Regions from separate parts of the Homo sapiens genome. Here regions 2, 3, 4 and 5 are each linked to region 1. Evidence: chromatin contacts called from ENCODE Hi-C data. All regions are on one chromosome and are shown on one strand. Each heading gives the region's core, a stretch centred on a gene start or an enhancer-like site at or near the end of the contact. The rest is flanking DNA. Distances are from core to core; before and after follow the strand shown. Region 1 holds the start of PPME1 (protein phosphatase methylesterase 1). Region 2 holds the start of NADSYN1 (NAD synthetase 1). Region 3 holds the start of EMSY-DT (EMSY divergent transcript). Region 4 holds the start of GVQW3 (GVQW motif containing 3). Region 5 holds the start of LAMTOR1 (late endosomal/lysosomal adaptor, MAPK and MTOR activator 1).

The links. Hi-C counts contacts between places; a loop is a spot of excess contacts on that map. Pooled maps may share reads with other maps.
Region 2: a pooled map shows a loop between it and region 1 (20-fold over the local background). The contact joins the promoter of NADSYN1 here to the promoter of PPME1 in region 1. A Hi-C loop is called at or near these places in 8 of 50 pooled maps.
Region 3: a loop to region 1 is called in a map of CD8-positive, alpha-beta T cell, with 5 times the contacts of the local background. The contact joins the promoter of EMSY-DT here to the promoter of PPME1 in region 1. A Hi-C loop is called at or near these places in 2 of 168 maps with a recorded cell type or tissue (CD8-positive, alpha-beta T cell and naive thymus-derived CD4-positive, alpha-beta T cell) and 10 of 50 pooled maps.
Region 4: a map of CD4-positive, alpha-beta T cell shows a loop between it and region 1 (6-fold over the local background). The contact joins the promoter of GVQW3 here to the promoter of PPME1 in region 1. A Hi-C loop is called at or near these places in 2 of 168 maps with a recorded cell type or tissue (CD4-positive, alpha-beta T cell and naive thymus-derived CD4-positive, alpha-beta T cell), 1 of 37 single-sample maps with no recorded cell type and 12 of 50 pooled maps.
Region 5: a pooled map shows a loop between it and region 1 (8-fold over the local background). The contact joins the promoter of LAMTOR1 here to the promoter of PPME1 in region 1. A Hi-C loop is called at or near these places in 10 of 50 pooled maps.

The regions. Positions count from the first base shown.
Region 1 is chr11:74,169,914-74,172,581 of GRCh38, forward strand. PPME1 (protein phosphatase methylesterase 1) reads left to right here and starts at 1,376. Exons shown (of 14, transcript NM_016147.3): 1 at 1,376-1,609. The coding sequence starts at 1,509. C2CD3 (C2 domain containing 3 centriole elongation regulator) reads right to left here and starts at 1,089. Exons shown (of 33, transcript NM_001286577.2): 1 at 825-1,089. The coding sequence starts at 879. RefSeq lists enhancers at 324-1,247, 1,021-1,470, 1,248-2,170.
Region 2 is chr11:71,451,831-71,454,498 of GRCh38, forward strand. It overlaps NADSYN1 (NAD synthetase 1), which reads left to right and starts at 1,373. Exons shown (of 21, transcript NM_018161.5): 1 at 1,373-1,551. The coding sequence starts at 1,467. DHCR7-DT (DHCR7 divergent transcript) reads left to right here. Exons shown (of 2, transcript NR_186309.1): 2 at 1-327. RefSeq lists enhancers at 42-91, 212-291, 1,529-2,030, 2,031-2,530 and a silencer at 1,102-1,471.
Region 3 is chr11:76,443,325-76,445,992 of GRCh38, forward strand. It overlaps EMSY-DT (EMSY divergent transcript), which reads right to left and starts at 1,356. Exons shown (of 2, transcript NR_186348.1): 1 at 954-1,356. EMSY (EMSY transcriptional repressor, BRCA2 interacting) reads left to right here and starts at 1,694. Exons shown (of 22, transcript NM_001300942.2): 1 at 1,694-1,804. RefSeq lists enhancers at 699-1,334, 1,335-1,971, 1,672-1,901, 2,102-2,151, 2,192-2,261 and 1 more.
Region 4 is chr11:76,380,006-76,382,673 of GRCh38, forward strand. It overlaps GVQW3 (GVQW motif containing 3), which reads left to right and starts at 1,318. Exons shown (of 2, transcript NM_001347885.2): 1 at 1,318-2,288. The coding sequence starts at 1,824. THAP12 (THAP domain containing 12) reads right to left here and starts at 1,127. Exons shown (of 5, transcript NM_004705.4): 1 at 743-1,127. The coding sequence starts at 831. RefSeq lists an enhancer at 332-833 and a silencer at 476-1,405.
Region 5 is chr11:72,101,971-72,104,638 of GRCh38, forward strand. LAMTOR1 (late endosomal/lysosomal adaptor, MAPK and MTOR activator 1) reads right to left here and starts at 1,327. Exons shown (of 5, transcript NM_017907.3): 1 at 1,213-1,327. The coding sequence starts at 1,254. The region is part of intron 5 of LRTOMT (leucine rich transmembrane and O-methyltransferase domain containing); the gene reads left to right. It also overlaps the pseudogene LOC124902837. RefSeq lists enhancers at 1,033-1,112, 1,893-2,413 and a silencer at 1,213-1,482.

The sequences.
Region 1 (2,668 bases), core at 126-2,625:
TACTTCTTTTCTCGCTAAACTGCCTACAATGCAAAAAGGCAGGGTCACCCACTGTCCTTTTTCCCTTCGAGGCAGTCTTGTAGAGATTCAATGTCAAGTTTCCTGATCTGCCCTGGGTTCCTAGGTTGACTGTTCTCACTGCAGCTAACATCCCCTACTCGGTGAGCTTGTGTCTCCTTGAGCTGCTAACCTGATGAGGACTCTCTGCTGCACACTCTTTCATGATCTCAGGTCCTTCAGGAGATCGTCATGCCCTTACCCCCACTCCAATCCTATCACACCTGTCATTCCCCACTCTTCCCGGCTCTATACTCTACAATTATTTTTCCCAACTCCTGCTCATAGTCAGCCCTTCATACTTCATTCATTCAACTAACATTTACCGAGTCCTGCTTTGTACTAATCCTTGGTCATTCAGTAATGTATAAAACGTGATTCTTGCCCACAATCACACAACAAATGATATAATCCCTTTGCCAATTTATGTTTCTTCCTGTCCCTGTGGACCTCGAAAGCTACACACACACATACATTTCACTTCGTTATCAAAACCAATCCCATCATTGTTTGTTCTTCTCCTCTACAGTCATCCTACCGGTAACCTTCATCTCATTAATCGCCTGTCTGTGGCCCCTACCCCAGCCCCTAATTCCTTTCTATTCTCTGGAGGGCCAATTGCCCTTCCTTTTAACCTTCTGGTTCCCTGGCTACTTCCTTCTTACGTCCCTTTTCTTGTTTATCCAGCGGGGGTGCGGGTCTCCCTAAAATTCCTTACACCCTGCTCTCCTATTACGCTTTCCTCAATCTTTGATCGCTCAGGTTACCTCTTTTTTTGCGCCCACGGCTGCCCCCAGACCCTTGGCCTTTTCGTTGTTTCATGATGAGCCCGAGCTCTTCTTCACCAGCTCAACTCCGTCTCCAGCACCTAAGCAGTATCCTCCCGCCATCCCTCCCCACGGCGCCTGCGTTCCCCGGCAACCGGCGCCGCTGGGCAGCCTGGGAGGCAGGAAAAAGCGACTCTTCCTCTAACAGTCTCCGGAAAACGGTGCGAAGAGAAGGCGCCAAGACGCCTTCCCTCCAATACACTACAATACCCAGGACGCTTTGCTACAATACCTCTCCGGGGTTGGCTGGGGGGCGCCTCCAGCTGCGCAAGCGCATAGGGATGCGCCCTTTGTGGACTCCATTGCGCAGGGTGCATTGCCCTGAAGAGCGCTCCTCCTTCCGGTGAAAGTCGTCGGGTTCCCAGCCGGGAGTCTGCGGAGTTCTCATACTCTGTTACCCAGCTTCCTTTGTATGAGTGCTGTTGCGCACTTCCGGTGGAAGCGCTGAAGCGAGTGGGTGGAGTTTACGGAGCCGGTGGGCGGTAGGCGGTGCTACGGGTAGCTGGGTGCTGTCCAAAGGCGACAGGGCGTCGTTAGGGGAGCGAGTCGTGACCGGTTGGGCCACACTCAACGTGGGACGAAGCTTCGCCTACTGTTTGACTACGTGCGTGCAGCCTCCCCTCGATGTCGGCCCTCGAAAAGAGCATGCACCTCGGCCGCCTTCCCTCTCGCCCACCTCTACCCGGCAGCGGGGGCAGTCAGAGCGGAGCCAAGATGCGAATGGGGTACGTGACCCATACCCCTTCTCCCTATGGGCCAGGCCCCAGCCGTTGGAGAATGGTATCTCTGGGCGTTCATAGAGGCACGGGAAAGGAGTCTACTGATAGGAGAAAATGTTGGCGGCCTGGAGATATTTAGATGGAGTAGAAGGCAGATTGGGGTACTAGGGGAGGCGCCAAGTCAATAGAAATTGGAGGAAAAATAACGTTGTTGAAGGGAGAGGGGAATGAGGCAAAGGTTGGGGAAGCTGAGAGACTAACATAAGGGATCTGAGAATCACTTCCACAATAAAGGAGGCTTAGAAAAGGGAGTAGAACGGTGACAAAGGTGGAGGAGAATCGGCCAGGGAAGGTGGAGGGAAGTGGGGAATGACTGAGAGAAAAGTTGAGGGGAATTGGGCCAACAACTAAGGAAAGGTTTGGGAGGAGTAGATATTATCAGAGTTCTAATATCTGCACTGTGAGAACTAGATACTAGAAAAGCTGAGGGGGGTAGAAAACACTCGAGACAGGGCTGGAGAAGGAAAGAGGAGAACTAGGAAGCAGACGATTCTAGAGAATTCCCAGAGGTGTAAAGACAGATTCAGCGAATGAGAGGTGAGATTAGGTCTCTTAAGGGAGAATGAGAAAGTTTAGGGAGTAGGCCTAAGGTAAGGTGGAGAACATAGCCACGAAGATTGTTAAGGGTAGTAGGAATGTGCTGAGAAGCTGGACAGGATAAGGGAGAGAGAAGAAGGAGAGGACTGAAGAATTTACAGAGTGAGAAGCTGGACAGGATAAGGGAGAGAGAAGAAGGAGAGAACTGAAGAATTTACAGAGTGACCATAGGCTCTAAAGATTGAGAGATGACTATAAATACGGTTTGGTGAATGGAAGTGCTGCAGTTGTAAGGTCTGGGAAGCTTAGAGGAAGATTTGGGCAATCAGTTTTTGCTGGGCTAGTAGATCTGAGGGAAGCGACGTACTGGCCTAAGACTTTGAATTAGTGAAGCATTGGGAGTTCGAGAAATAGTTTGCTGGAAAGGAAGGAGAGCCATGTAGAAGAGATAGGTTTTGGAATTTTAGA
Region 2 (2,668 bases), core at 123-2,622, 2.7 Mb before region 1:
ACGTTTTGCCATAAAGGCCCTAATTGTAAGATGTGTAAATGTTAAGTCTCCACCCCAAAGTGAACATGGGTCATATATTACATGCTTTGCTCAATAAGAGGGCATGTGTCAGGACCACCTTCATGAATATTCATAGCTCCTCCTGTTACCTGTTGAATATGTATGTTTAGCCAATCCCTTCAGCATAGCGCTCCTGCCCCAACCCCTCCTCCTTGGACGTGCCTGTCTCTGGCCTTGGCTGGAGACAGATTCCCAGCCTCAGACAGATGGCCGCCACCTTGCAGGCTACGACCGTTTACAAGAAATAAAGCCTTCTCTTTTTCCAAATTTGTGAATTGTGTGTTTTTAAACTAACATGAATGACAGAAGGAAGGATGGCCTCTTCAAGCAACGATGATGAGGCAGTTATTTATATGGGGGAAAAATGGATTCTACCGTGGGTGGACTAAAGAGGAAATGTGAAAAAATAAAAAGTGAGAAACCGCTGGTAGTGAATCGGTGCAAGCGCCCTGGAGAAGAGACTTGGCAATATTTAGTAAAGTCAAACAGCACGAACCCTACTACTCTGCAAAGCTGCTGCAGGAACTGGCGGAACGAGGTCACGAAGGAAACCTTGCCGGAAAGGAAATTGCAGCAGTGCCTGTGTGCGTGCGTCTGTTGGCAAAACGCTGCTAATAACGTCAATGCCCATCCGCTATTGAATAAACCTGCTTTACTGCCACTATGGAATACCAAACTGCAGAAAAATAATTAAAAGAACGTATCTCATATTACAGGGGAAAAAATCAAGTTGCAGAAGCACATTCAAGTGCAGTTCCTGTAGTTTCAGAAAAGGCAAACAGTGCGCTACCTGAGCTACTTACACACGTGGTACAGGAGTGAAAGGGGCAGGAGAGGGTTCCCAAGAATTCAGCGCCATCCGCCCAGGGTGGCGGGATTCCCAGCACGGAGAATCGATTGCTATCGTCTGCTGTCCCGCGGGCACGATGGAGCGCTCCTACCGTACTCTCCACTTTTGGTGTATTTGGAACGTTTCATGCCGTATTAAAATAAAACATGGCTAAGCTGGATGTGGGGTGGCGGTGTGGGATAAAATAGAGGGGTGCTGCAGCTGGGCGGTGAGCCCCCTGCACCTGTGCACCTGAACGGGTTTGCCCGCAAGGGCCGGGCCGGGGCCGGGGCCTGGGACGTGGGTGGAGCCGGGGCGGGGGCGGGGCCCTTCGCGGTGCCGTGAACGCTGAGGCCACCTCGCTGCGCAGGCGCGGTCGTGAGCTCCTCAGACGGGGCGGGGCGATCCGTAGGCAGGGCCTGACGCCGCAGTCCTCCTTGGCCGGAGCCTCAACGGATGGGCGGGGAGGGGGCGGGGCCGGGCAACCCGGAAGGTCCGGCGTCCCAGCCGCCTACCTCGCTGGGACCCTGGTCTTGCTGTCCCCCGCTGGCCTCCTGCCCAAGCGACTGCGGCCAGGATGGGCCGGAAGGTGACCGTGGCCACCTGCGCACTCAACCAGTGGGCCCTGGACTTCGAGGGCAATTTGCAAAGAATTTTAAAGAGTGAGTCTGGGGCGGCGGGGGCACCGGTTTGGGGTGGCGCACGGGCACCGTGGCTGGGCCCAGGCTTGCCCGTGGCGTGCTCACAGCCTTGCCCTGGGAAACTCTCGGCCCTGGGCATGGGATCAGGTGAGATAATGGGCAATGACCCCGCCAGTGGTACGTGCTCAGGTCCTCGTCGGGAAGTGAGTGTTTATAGTTCCCGGGGACGAGCGATATACAAGGCACGGTTAAGAAAAGTCTGGCGGCTTAGGCGGGAGGCCTGGGGATGGACCCGTGTTCTGATATCTCTGGGGTCCCGTGGTTGGGACTGAGCTGCCCATTCTCGGAGATATCTAAGTTGAACAGAATGGCTGCGCACTGGCGGGGATGGTGTGCAGAGGCCAGAGATTGATGGTCTCTGGTCCCCGTGGGCCTTCCTGGTGGGAGAAGGCGTCCCAGAAAGGGAAGTAGAAAAAGACGCCTGTCATCCCAGCATTTTGGGGGGGCCGGAGGGGGTGGAAGTCACCTGAGGTCAGGAGTTCAAGACCAGCCTGGCCATCATGGTGAAACACCGTCTCTACTAAAAATACAAAAATCAGCCGGGCGTGGTGGCCTCGAAGATAGGGTGTGGTTGTTGAAAGGTCACCATCTAATTTTCGTTCATATGGACGCACCGTGGAGGATGAAAAGTTAAACTATTACACCTGCACCTAAATGGGCAAGCCTGCAGGTGTAGTCAGGTTGCAGCTTGTCTTGCACTGGTCTGCTGACTGCAAGAGCCTTTGCCAGGAACAATAGAAACAGAATGTTTCAAGAGATGGCATCTAATCAGTATGTGCCCTGGATTATTATTATGATTATTATTATTTGACATGGACTGTCACTCTGTTGCCCTGGCTGGAGTGCAGTGGTGTCATCTTGGCTCACTGCAGTCTCTGCCTCCTGGGCTCAAGCGATTCTCCTGCCTCAGCCTCCTGAGTAGCTGGGATTACAGGCGTCTGCCACCATGCATGGCCAATTTCTGTATTTTTAGTAGAGACAAGGTTTCACCATGGTGGCCATGCTGGCCTCGAACTCCTGACCTCAAGTGATCCACCTGCCTTGGCCTCCCAAAGTGCTGGGATTCCAGGCATGAGCC
Region 3 (2,668 bases), core at 106-2,605, 2.3 Mb after region 1:
ATAATAATTCATCACTCATATGCTACTTCTTAAGGTCAGAGTCAGTTTTATAAGCCCCTTGTCTTTCGATTTGTACTCCATTGTAGAGGAGTAGACATTCATTGTCATTTTGACATTCACTGTAGAGGAAAGGACATTTGGAGGTCAGAAGACCTGGGATTACAAAGCCTAGCTCTCTTCCAATTCCTAGCTCCGTGAAATTTGGTGAGTCCTTGGTACATCTATGTTTTTCTCATTCATAGTATGAAAGACCTTAATCGTACCTGTCACACTGAAATGTTGCGAGGCTCAAATCAAATAATATATGTTAAAGTACAAAAATCCTCTATGAAGATTTCACTTACTATCTTTCCAAGAGTTCTTAAGCAACTGGATGCATAGGAAGGTCAGGGAGACAGCGGAGGGAGGGCCTGGTGATTAATATGTTCCACTTTACGATTTTCTGAAGGTGTAGGTTGGGTTTCAACAACAGTGACTTTCCTAGACCTCGGAGGGTATTTTTAGCTAATGGGCAAATAGTAGTAGGAAACTTAAATGCTGTTATTTACCTTCTCTTCCTAACCTACAGTTCCACTCAAGAACATGAAGAGTCTCATACGTTTGTATAGTGGTTCACAACTTACAACGTTTACGTGGTGCATCACAAGATCCCTATAGGGTAGTATTAACCCAATTTTTCAAGAAGGAAACTATGTCTGGAAATTGTAGAATGCACATTAAAAACTCTTTCTGACGAGCGTTTCTACCGGATCCGATGTTACCCAAAGTACAAAATTTAAAGAGGGAAGTCAATCACAAGATTTCATTGAATCTTCAGTATCAGGCAACTGGCTTCTATTTTATGGCCGCAAATAACTATATATTGGGCCCCTTTTCTCACCTGTAAAATAGGAACGAAAAGACCTTCTCCACAAATAAGATGAAATAAGAACAAAGGCTGAGGGTGAACCTACCACGTCGTAGGGCCTCAAATAAATTCCTTCTCCTTCTTGCCCTTGACAGAGATAGCACGAGATATCACTACCATTCCCACTTCACACGTGGAGGAAATCCAACGCGAGAACGCTCGGATTTCCCCTTCTTTACTTGCAACAACTCCGTAACCCGCAAATCGGCTACGGACAACTGCGATGTCCACTATGTTAGTTCTCGTAGCGTGGATTCTCTCTCCTCAAGATGCCATCTGGGGGGCTAGAGGCCACTAATAATTGCCCTCACGATCGAAGAAACTCGATCCTAATCCTCGACGGCACTTCAGGAACAAAGCTGCTCTCCCATCGTCCCTAACCTCACTACCGTAAAGGTCGCAGCAGAGCCCCTGCTCCAACCGCTAGCGCCATCTTGGCCGCTACGTGTGACGCCACACGTAGCAGAGAGCGCAGCCGATTGGCTGGGAGACGGCAGCCCAGGAGAGGCGCGCGAAGCCAGAGACAGGAGGGTATGCAGGAGAAACCAAGGGAACTACAATCCCGGCCTTCCTTGCGCGTACGACAGCAAACCTGGAGCGAAAGAGGTTGGAGTTTGGATTCGGACCACAACTCCCAGCACCCTCCGCGATGTCTGTCCTTTTCTTTCATAACGCGGAGGAAAAGAAGGACAAGATGAATGGAGGCCTTTTGGTGTTTGTTCTCCGAAAGGCGGGAAAAGCGAACTACACCTCCCGACTGGCCGCGCGCGGCTGCGCCTGCGCCCTGTTACCTGTCGCCATCTTGCCCCTTCAGAGGCACCGCAAACAAACCCAATTCCTGGTGTCCCCTAGTCTTGGCGGAGGAGCCTTTTAGATGAGCCCCGAAAGGCCGGGCAGGTGGGTGACTCTCAGGCAGGGTCCTGGGAAGAGCTGGCAGGCCAGCCAGGCTAGAGGAGCGCCGGGCCAAGCATTCGGAGCCCGGCTTGGGGCTCCCAGCCCCATCCTCCGTTGTTTCCTAACGGGATCGTGGGGCTCCCCGGGGTGGACTCAGGGGGACTCTGGCTGGCCTGGTGCTGGGACTCTGGGGGTTTAGCTCTGGGAGACTCCCGGTGAGTCCAGGTCGTCTGGCTGGGTATCCGCTGGCTTACTCTCTCTCGGTTGTCCTCTCCGCTGGGGAGGGAGTGAGGCGCGGGTGCCGGCCGGGACCCCTGACAACAGCTACTGGCCCAGAGGGGCTTGGGTCGTGGACTTGACATTGGGACCGGCGCCGAGAGGTCCGGGTGAGGAGCCTGGGCTGGCTGCTCTTGTTGTGGTGCTGCTAGGGAGTGCGTGTTTGGAGAGGGGGCGGGGCGGGCTTGTCTCCTTGACACTTGAGTGGGGAAGGATCCTACAAGATCCTGGTTCCCCGAGCGGGCTCCGGAAACTACTGCCCGGGTTTCCGATGCGTTGCGGCCCCGCTCTGGGGTCCCCTGGCTAGGACGCGCCGGGATGCCGTGACGTGGTGCTCGGTTCGAGCAGTCGCCGGCCGCCTCCAAGATCCTGTCGGGAGGCGGGGACTGGCTTGTGGAGGGAGAGGATTCCTTTGGCTCTGCCCCTTCTTCCTCCTCCCCACCCCTTTTCTTTATGTCATACTGCCGGCTGGGGCGCGCAGTCCAGTTCTTCTTGCCTTGGGTTTGTTCTGAGCTGAGAGGACTATGGGAAGTAGGGGGAGGGGGGCTCACCTCGGGACACAGAGTTGGAGTTAGCAGCCCCAGCGCCTGG
Region 4 (2,668 bases), core at 68-2,567, 2.2 Mb after region 1:
GTAGGCATTGATTTTAAATGAATGAACCAACAAGACAGGCCTATGAAACATCTCAGCCTTTCAAACACAGTCCCTATGCTATCATTCCCTAAATATGTCAGTGTGTGGGGGTTATCCGAAGGAAGAGGTTCCAATACCAATTTCCACGCCCTCACGCGTACACCCTCTGTTATCCCTACAATACCCAAGCGAGAAAATGAGTAACGGTGACAGCCAGAAAATGAATCCTGAACCGTGCAATGACAAGTCCGAAGGAGAAAGCAGTTGCGATGAGATGAAAGAAGGTAGCGGGACTCAAAACAGAAACACTGTCCCGGGGGTGGTGGCAAGGAGAGGGAAAGGCCCCAGTGGCCACAACCATAGAGTCCTGCTCTCTTTTGACAGCTAAGGAAACTAACGCCCAGAGAGGAAAGCGACTCCCCCGAGGTCACACAGCAAGTGAGCCACGGCGAGAACCCACAGCATCCCGCGTCCGCGCGCCGCCCCAGCTCCCTCGCGTTTGGGGTGGTGTCCTCCGCGCAGAGCCCCCACCAGCGCACGTGCTCCGAGGTCCCCGGACGCCCGCCCGCCCACGGCTCGGGGCCGGCTCCCCATCTCGGTCCAACGCTGGGGTCGACGGCAGTGCGCTGCGCCCGCCTCCTGCGCCCCTCTCAGCCAGCCCGGGAGCCCGCCAGGGGCCGGCGGCTGGCAGCGCTCACCGCGAAGGTGGGCCCGGGCCGCCCGCTCTGCGCCCGCCGCTTACCTGGCAGGGTCCCGCGGGAACCTGAAGAAGGCCAAGTCGGACTGCGTGCTCTTCCGCGTGCAGTTGGGGGCAGCGCAGAAGTTCGGCATCGTCGCCCGCCCGCCGGCCGGCCCAGCCCTCCCCTCCCCGCCTCCTCAGGGCAGTCCGCCCGCCCGTCGGGGCCGGGGAGGGGAGCCAGGCCGGCCGGCCGGCTCGGCAGGGCCGACGCGCGGGGGAGGGGCGGGCGGGCTAGAAGCCGCGAGGGCCAGGAGGGGTGCCGCGGTCCGAGGCCGGGCTGGGGACGCGGCTCCACAGTGCTGTGAGCGGCCGGGAGGATTTACCGCCGCCGCCGCCGCTGGTGCACCTCCCGCCCGCCCGAGACGCTGCCGCCTCCTTCCCACAATGCACCCTGACGCCCGGGGGTGCCCTCTCTTCCCTCAGCCTTCCTCCCCCGCCCCTCCTTTCCGCCTTCTCAGCAGGCGGGCACGCGCAAGGAAGCGCGCCTGCCGGGGTGTGGCGAGGCGGAGGCGGGACCTGGCGCGCGCCGCCGCAGTGCGACTGCGCACAGTCTAATCCGCGGGGAGAGAGAATTGCGCATGCGCGCCTGTCTCCCGGGACGCTAGAGCAGGCGGTTCCTGGGCTGCTCCGGTAGGTTTGGCGTGCGCGGGTTTCTGCAGATCTAGGGCGAGCTTGCACGTTACATCACCGATGCATCTCTTCTTGCTTGCTTAATTTGCCACCACTTAGGCCTTTCTTGCAGAATTCGCCATATACTCCTTAAGGGCCGCGGAATCGGAGCGACCTTGGTGACTGGCAAACTCTCGGCAGATGTGCGTGCACTGGTTTGATGCAGACGTGGTTGTAGGCGATTTAATTTTTCCCAGCTTTGCAGCGACTGTTGGCTTCCCAGAACGGATCTCCCCAGCCTCGACTGGAAGCTGAGGGACAAAAATTCATAAAAGCAATTACTCTTTCCCGGCGAGGCTTCTAGAAGAGCAAGAAGAGCGATATGATTACACCTGCAGCCCTATAAAGATTGATCTGTCCGTCTTTCCCTTACAGTCGTGGCCTGTTAAACGTTCCTGTGTTGTTCAGTGCCAGAATGAGTGACCGCTATTTAGAACAAAGGATTAGTATCAAATTTTGCGTGAAATTGAACAAGTCTGCAAGTGAGACCCACCATCTTTTAAAAGAAGCTTATGGGGATGAAGTCATGTCAAGGGCCAGAGTTTTTGACTGGCACAAAAGGTTTAAAGAAGGACGGGAAGATGTTCGAGATGATGCCCGAAGTGGGCGTCCAGTCACCCACCGAACAGATGACAATATCCAGAAGGTCAAGGACTTGGTTTGTTCAAACAGGCAGTTAACCGTGAGGATGATGGCTGAAGAGTTAAATTTAGACAAAGAAACTGTTAGGCTCATTTTGAAAGAAAACTTGAACATGAGGAAGATTTCTGCAAAAGTTATTTCGGGTGTTTTGAAGGGTGAGCCTAAACCACGAAAACTTGACTTTCGGTCCGATCTTTCAAAGGAAACTAGGAAAAATAGCTCATGTTTGAGGAAAAAGGTAACAGGTTCTGAAACATGGAGTTATCTCCAGGGTGAAGCTGGTGGGGAAATGCCCCTGCCGGTATCCCATCCCAGAGTCCACTACTCTGCCAGTCAGCTTCTGCAGGCGTCATCTTCAACAAGCCTTCCCCCCAGGGTAGCTGAGAATTGGTTCACCCCATGGTGAGAGGAATGTGAGTTAGCTGAACCAGAACTAGGATGCTGCCTCACTGTTAGGCACCTTCTTTGGCTGCTCACGTATTTTTCAGTCTTCACCACTCCTCCCTATGTGCCATGGCCCTCCTCATTACTCTTTGCTGGACTCTTGGACCATTTTCCTTGCTGTTCTCCATAACTTTGAAAAACTTTTGGCTGTTCCCTTCTGGTATTTGCTTGTTC
Region 5 (2,668 bases), core at 77-2,576, 2.1 Mb before region 1:
AAAGGTGGAAGTGAAGTGAGAGGTATTAGGCACAACACATGCCTAACACAGGGCAAAGGAAATATGTGTTCATTGGGTGTATGGAGAATTGAGAACCAGAAGCCACCCTTGCTTCCCATACAAACGACATTTTCCTAGGCTTAAGCCCTTAATCCAAAATACGTTCACTGAAGAACGAACTACTTCCCAAGTACCAGTGATATAATCTATTTTTGTGACCATCTTCCCCATTAGACCGTGAGCTACCTGAAACCTTTCTACTCTCTCAGGTCTACTATATGTTCAAATGTAGAATCCGGGCTTAGAGACGATCAAAAAAGGAGAGTAGACAGCAACTTGAGACTTCATCCTTGAATGTCAGGCCAGGCAGGGCAGGGATTAGAGTGTGGGGAGAAGTGAGAATGCACTAAGAGGAAGAGGGAGAATTTAAAACTGTACAGGTCTCCCCAGCCTAACCCTTTCTCCAAAGGTATCAGATCTACAGCCAAATTCTCAGAATAGGCATGTCTCCAGCTAAAGGAACCCTCAGGCCCCAGGCAGACTGCACTGAGGCAAGCCAAACTCAGAACCAAATGAACTTCCCGCTCCATTTCTCTTTTCCCACAATCTAGCCAAAGCTAAATCCTCTTTGTTGCTTCCCAGACAATTTCCCACATGTCCCGATGTCCTCACTGTATCGATTAAATCCTTCATTGGCCAATTCAAAGGCCACCAACTTCCAGAGTCGTCCCCTGGCCCTAGACTAGCAGCGACCTTCCTTCTGCAACCCCAGGGACTAAGACGATACACGAATTCCTGATTCATCTCAGGACAGACTAACTCAGGGCCTCAGCTTACCCACCCCTAAAATGGATTCGCAAAGCCCACTAATACACAGAAGACACAGGAAGCTGGGGAAGGGAGTGTTTCCCGGGGACCTAGACTGAGGATCCTTGAATCTGAAAAGTTTTGAAGGTAGGAGCAAACGGAAGTGGTGGGAGCGAGCCGGACAGGCGGCTGCCTGCACACCCCGAGGCGGGGACTGTGTAGAAATCTGGGGCTTTAACAGGGGTAGGAGCCCGGCTTGGCGTCTCCTCTGTAATCTGTCCCCTCCAGGCCTCCGTATTCAGTGAGCCCTGCAGTCCGGCTGCCCGTCCTCCGCAGGTTTCTTTCTGGGCCCCATGCCCCAGTGTCTTAGCCCTCATTCCCGAGCCCCGCCTGCCGCGGCCGCACCTGGTCCGAGTCCTCGTTCTCGCTGCTGTAGCAGCACCCCATGGCCGGGGTCGGGCCGGGCGCTCAGGCCGCGCCGAGGAGGGACGGCGTCCGTGAGGAGCCCTTCCGGTCACATGACCCGCGGCGGCCTCCCGCAGGCAACCACCCGCCCCCACCCCCCGTACCCCCTGTCCCGGAGCCGCTTGGCCGCCTCAGTCAATACCCCGGCTTCCGGTCCCGCCCGCTAGCGCGTGATCGTTGTCAACCAATGGGAAGGCGTAACCGTACACGCAAGCACGTGATGCGGGGAAAGGGCGGGGCGGATCACATGACTTCATCTTTCCAGTCTCTAAACTGGCAGTAGTGGCCATCGTGAATTGTGTTATGCGTTCTCGTGGCCACTAGGCCACTTTTCTGGGCCATTGAGCGAACTCGTACCAAATGCCCTCGTATGCCCTTGTGATATACTCTTCTAAATGCCATGCGAGGGGCGACTGGGATCCAGGCCTGATGCTCCAGATCGTACGGTCTGGGTGCACACACACAGATGATCCAGATGACCAGTACCTAGTCGGGGAACACAGAGGGTGTATCGCCCAGCTGGGCTGGGGGTGAATACACAGAGGGTGTATTCTCCACCTGGGCTGGGGATCTGCGACTTACAGGAAGAAGGGACCTTATACTACCTTCACATGCTGACGCGCAGCGGAGATAAATCCTGGTAGAGGAGATAGAAGCCACCTCACTGACCTCTCTGCTTTCAGGCTTTTATCTTTAATTCTGCCTTTTTTAACAGCACCCATTGTAATCGAACGCACAAAGCTGACCATCAGTTCTCTTTTCCTAACCCCCGCTCCATGTCTTCCCTTGGGCCCTGAACACAGGTCCAAGTCCGTCCAAGATTGTATAGTGATCCATTTGTTGTTCATGAGCGTGTGATTGGGTGTTCACCAGCATGTATCAAATGTGCCACCCTCAAATCTTGTTTTGGCACATTACCCGTCTGACATAACAAGAGCCTGACACCTCTCCCACTGCATGTTCTGGGGTGAGGGGTGGAGGGGTCAGCAATGTGTTTCACTGGACATAGAGAAATAATGTAGTTTCCTGATTGATCTACTGGACTTTGTACATGCAGCCTGGTCTGCCTACTGTCTTTACTGTCTTCGAGACTCAGTACAATGTCCTCCTGATTACCTTCTCTGACTCCATTCTCTGGACATGCCCAGCTCCCTATGCTTAATCCTCATCCAGTGTTAATTCATGCATTTATTGAATCAACAAATATTTGCTGAGCGTCTACTATGTGCCACACATTGTTATATCTGGATATGCAGCAGTTCACAAAACAGCCAAAGTCCCTGTAGTCATGGAACATCCAATAGTGATCACACTATATTGTATTCTCTGTTCCTGGGTCAGTCTCACCTACCAAACTTGGGAGTTCCTGGAGCACAGTGACAGGTTCTGACTCTTC